Regions from separate parts of the Homo sapiens genome. Here region 2 is linked to region 1. The links are chromatin loops, found by intact Hi-C in ENCODE. Cell type or tissue: sigmoid colon. All regions are shown on one strand. Region 1 has its middle 6.1 kb from the start of AP3B1. Region 2 overlaps LHFPL2 (LHFPL tetraspan subfamily member 2).

Region 1 (2,500 bases):
ACTTTGTATATTTTGTGGAGGTATTTTAACGTAATCTGTCTATTTATCTATATCTGTATTAGTCCATTTTCACACTGCTACAAAGATACTACCTGAGACTGGGTAATTAATAAAGAAAAGAGGTTTAAATGACTCACAGTTTTGTATGGGTGGTGAGGCCTCAGGAAGCTTACAATCATGGCTGAAGGGGAAGCAGGCACCTTATTTCACAAGGTGGCAGGAGAGAGAGAGAGAGAGAGAGAGCGAGAGGTAGTGAAGGAGGAAGAGCCCCTTATAAAACCATCAGATCTTGTGAGAACTCACTCACTATCATGAGAACAGCATGGGGGAAACCACCCCGATGATCCAATCACCTCTAACCAGGTCCCTCTCTCGACACATGGAGATTATGGAGATTGCAATTCAAGATGAGATTTGGGTGGGGACACAGAGCCAAACCATATCATTGCAGCCCTGCTCCTTCCCAAATCTTATGTCTTTTTAACATTTCAACCCAATCATGCCTTCCCAACAGTCCACCAAAGTCTTAACTCATTTCAGCATTAACTCAAAAGTCCAAGTCCAAAGTCTTATCTGACACAAGGCAAGTTCTTTCTGCCTATGAGCCTGTAAAATCAAAAACAAAGGGAGTGGAGGCCCCATGCAAGTTCGACATTCAGTGGGGCAGCCATTAAATCTTAAAGCGCTAAAATAATCTCCTTTGACTCCAAGTCTCACATCCAGGACATGCTGATGCAAGGGGTGGGCTCCCATGGCCTTGGGAAGCTCCTTCATCAGCTGGCATTGAGTGCCTGCAGCTCTTCCAGGTGCATGGTGCAAGCTGTAGGTGGATCTATCATTCTGGGGTCTGGAGGGTGATGGCTTTCTTCTCACAGCTCCACTAGGCAATGCCCCAGTGGGTACTCTGTGTGTAGGCTCCAACCCCACATTTCCTTTCTGTACTGCCCTAGCAGAAATTCTCCATGAGGGCTCTGCCTCTGCAGCAGACTTCTGTATAGACATCCAGGCATTTCCATACATCCTCTGAAATCTAGGCAGAGGTTCCAAGGCCTCAATTCTTGACTTCTATGCACCCACAAGCCCAACACCACACGGAAGCTGCCAAGGCTTGGGGCTTACTTCCTTTGAAGAAACAGCCTGAACTGTTCCTTGGCTCCTTTTAGCCATGGCTAGAGCTAGAGTGGCTGGGAAGCAGGGCACTAAGTCCTGAAGCTGCACAGAGCAGTGGGGCCATTTTTTCCTCCTGGGCCTCAGAGCCTGTGATGGGAGGAGCTGCTGTGAAGACCTCTGACATGCCCTGGAAACATTTTCCCCAGTGTCTTAACAATTAACATTTTGGCCCCTCATTACTTATGCAAATTTCTGCAGCAGCTTGAATTATTCCCCAGAAAATGAGTAAATGGGTTTTTCTTTTTTACCACATGGTGTCGCTGCAAATTTTCCAAACTTTTATGTTCTGTCACTTCTTGAACACTTTGCTGCTTAGAAATTTCTTCTGTCAGACACCCTAATCATCTCTGTCAAGTTCAAAGTTTCACACATCTCTATGGCAGGGGCAAAATGCCACTGGTCTCTTTGCTAAAGCATAGTAAGAGTGATTTTGCTCCAGTTTCCAATAAATTCCTGATATGGTTTGGCTCTGTGTCTCCACCCAAATCTCATCTTGAATTATAATAATCCCCATGTGTTGTGGGAGGGACCCAGTGGGAGGTAATTGAATCATGGGGGCAGGTTTTTCCTGTGCTGTTGTGGTGATAGTGAATAAATCTCAAGAGATCTGATGGTTTTATAAAGGGGAGTTTCCCTGCAGGAGCTTTCTTTTGTCTGCCACCACGTAAGATGTCCTTTTGCTCTTCCTTCGTCTTCTGCCATGAATGACGCCTCCTGAGCTATGAGGAATTGTGAGTTCATTAAACATCTTTACTTTATAAATTGCCCAGTCTCAGGTATGTCTTTATTAGCAGCATGAGAACAGACTAATATAGTTCCTCATCTCCATCTGAGACCACTTCACCCTGGACTTCATTGTCCACATCACTATCGGCATTTTGGTCAAAACCATTCAACAAATCTCTAGGAAGTTCCAAACTTTCCCATATCTTCCTGTCTTCTTCTGAGCCCTCCAAACTGCTCCAACCTCTGCCTGTTACCTAGTTTCAAAGTCACTTCCACATTTTCAGTTTGTCTTTATAGCAGTACCCCACTCTACTGGTACCAATTTACTGTATTATTTTGTTTTCACACTGCTACAAAGATACTACCCTAGATTGGGTAATTTGTAAAGAAAAGAGATTTAATTGACTCACAGTTCTGCATGGCTGGGGAGGCCTCAGGGAACTTACAATCATGGTGGAGGGGAAAGAAGGCACCTGCTTCACAAGGTGGCAGGAGAGAGAGAGAATGAAGGGGTAAGAGCCCCTTATAAAACCATCAGATCTCATGAGAACTCACTCACTGTCATGAGAACAGCATGGGGGAAACCACCTCCATGATCCAGTGA
Region 2 (2,500 bases), 200 kb before region 1:
ATGGAAATCCCAAACTCTGGGCTAACTTAAGCAGTAATGAAATATAATCATTGCCTGTTATGTGAATCCAGATAGCAGGATCTGCCTTCAGGGCACCATTAGGTGGACACCCGGCTGATACTTTCTAAATACTGTGCACATGTCCTTGACATTCAGCACTCACTCAGTAATGAGGGTTCAGGCCTCACCTGAATGTGCCTGTGAAACACGGACCAATTTGCCTCACTTTTCTGAACCATAGTTTTCTCACTTGTAAAATGGGCATAACAATAGGTTTATACCTCAGGACTGTTCTGAGGATTAAGTTAGATAATATATGAGAAAGGCTTAAGCATAGTGCTTAACACACAGTAAATAATAAATGGTAGCTATAGAATCATTATCAAAGTATTTCTGCTTTCTTGGCAAGTTTTAGTATATTATTTGTTTCCCGGATTTGTTGCATTCTACGGAACAGGGATATCTTGTAGCTTTTAGAATTGACCTTACTCTGTTCCAATCAAACACAAATACAGTGTGTAGGGGCCTTCCCTGTCCTTAAGAGCCTGCCTGTGTTGGAGCTCAGGGTGCACAGCAGTCCTGTGGCTTTGGTGTAACCAGGGGTGTCCTCAGATCATTTTTTTAAAAGGCAGGAGAGAGCAGTCAAATTGACAAGAAAACAGAGCTCCTTCCTCCCCCTCCCCTTCCCCTGACACACACATTTTCCATTCCTTCTCTTTCTGGAGGCAGCTTCTAGCCGTTGAGTGTTGATTGCAGGTGGCTTCTGAGATTCTCCTGGCGGAGTAAATCACAGGTTGATTAGTCTTCATGAGGTGAGAACTTGTCCAAGGACTTGGCAGAGGCAGCAACACACATCAGTTTGCATCCCTCTGGGATTCATTACAAAAGCCGGGTGATCAGCCAGCAGGGTTGGCTTTTTGCCAGCTGTCTTCCTTAGGTTGTGACCTGGATGTAATCCATCGTGAAACCATAGAATGCAAAGATCCAGGTTTTCCATGACAACATCAAGCAGTTTGTTTTTGGAAATGCGTGTAGGGCTCTCTTAGAAGTCCATGGAATCCCCAGTGACTCAGGTTTGGGACCGAAGCCATTAAACTGAGCTCAGGATTTGGCTCACTTGTGCTGGCTGGGCCTATTCCACAGGGACTGCCATAAGCATGAGCCACCGGCCAGCTGCCTGCTATCTTCCAGTCTTCCCTTTATGCTGGGCTGGCTCTCACACTCTACTCCCTCCAGCCCTCTGCCTGCATGGGTCTCAGTCCAGCAGGACAGCCTTAGCAAGCTGCCCCACCAGTCTGACCAGATAGATTGCCCTGGGGCTGAACCCTGCCTCTGCAGGGCTGGGGTGAAGGGTGTGTGGTCGTGGGAATGGCGCTGGCAGTGGCGGTGAAGGGCCTGGTGTATGCAGGCTCAGCCTTCTTGGAAGTGAGCAATGATTGAGGGTGAAAGAGGACAACATGAAAAAAAGCAATAAAAGGAAAAGCAGAGACAGACACGTGGGGGTTTTGCCTTTGCTGCTTATATAATTGCTTTTGTCATAAATCTGATGCATGGAAGTATGGGTGGGCATACGAAATGCAGCTGATCACTCTCCAGGATTTGGTATTCTTACTGCTTTTTACACAGGGTAAAAAATCACCTTAAGCATCAAGGTTATGACCATAGCCCAACCCCATGACTGATCTCATGCCCTACTCATTCACTCTCAGGCCCAAAAGACAAGGTCAGCCACTGAGAGGAGAGAAATCAGAACAGGGGCTTGGGAAGCATAGGGAGATGGACGGAGATGCCTGGCACACATGGAGCCCTGCCTCAGAATTTTTCTCCTGAAAAAGTCACCGGGCTTTCTCTGGGGTGGTGTGACCTTGGTTGCCCACCTTCAGAACACCCTCAAAGAGGCATGGGGAGAGTAGAGGGAACAGCCCTTCCTTTTGTTCCTGGTGAGCACAAGGCCCTGAGGACTTCTGGCTGCCAAAGGGAGGCTCTTGGTTTCTGGCTGTCCAGACAGATGATGCTCCACCAGAAGTCAGGTCCAACAGTTCCGTGTCTGAATCAGTTTTAAAATACCACTGATAGGACACATTTCCTAATTCATCAGCCTTTAGTAGTCCCTTGGTAAAAAGTAAAAAAAATGCAGACATGTTATGAGAAGGTAGGTCAGAATTCAATTTCAGTCCTAGGCACTTGTATTGGATGCCTACTATGTGCAGAGACCTGTAGACGCAGGTCTACAACTTGCTGAGTTCTGCTTCCAGGCTGTATTAGAGAGTCATCATTTCACAAACTGTACCATAGAGAAGCAAAAGAAATATAAAATAAATAATATATAAAGGGAATGAAGAATTCAACCATATCATAAATAAAAAAATGACTGCTGAAAAGCAAGTGGACCAAGCAGGTATTAATTTAGTATCTCTAGAGATGGGGACCTGTGTTTGTTTGTTTGTTTTTGAGATGGAGTTTCGCTCTTATTGCCCAGGCTGGAGTGCAATGGCTCGAT

Evidence for each region. A loop is a pair of places that touch in the nucleus more often than their neighbours do. Peaks named below come from ENCODE experiments on the same cell type or tissue, not always from the same donor. Only the 100,000 strongest peaks of a DNase experiment are listed, where the experiment ranks them.
Region 2: it touches region 1 in a loop (2.5-fold over the local background); 3 of 110 quality-filtered maps call a loop at or near these places.

What each region holds. Positions count from the first base shown.
Region 1 is chr5:78,299,570-78,302,069 of GRCh38, reverse strand. No RefSeq gene overlaps it. Among named protein-coding and RNA genes, the nearest start is that of AP3B1, 6.1 kb to the right of the region's middle. In sigmoid colon, a CTCF peak has its summit at 1,339; no DNase peak of the experiment used is centred here.
Region 2 is chr5:78,503,650-78,506,149 of GRCh38, reverse strand. All of the region lies in intron 4 of LHFPL2 (LHFPL tetraspan subfamily member 2), which reads left to right. Among named protein-coding and RNA genes, the nearest start is that of LHFPL2, 140 kb to the left of the region's middle. RefSeq lists an enhancer at 772-1,280. In sigmoid colon, no CTCF peak of the experiment used is centred here; DNase peaks (open chromatin) are centred at 1,129 and 1,948; H3K27ac peaks cover 1,461 bases.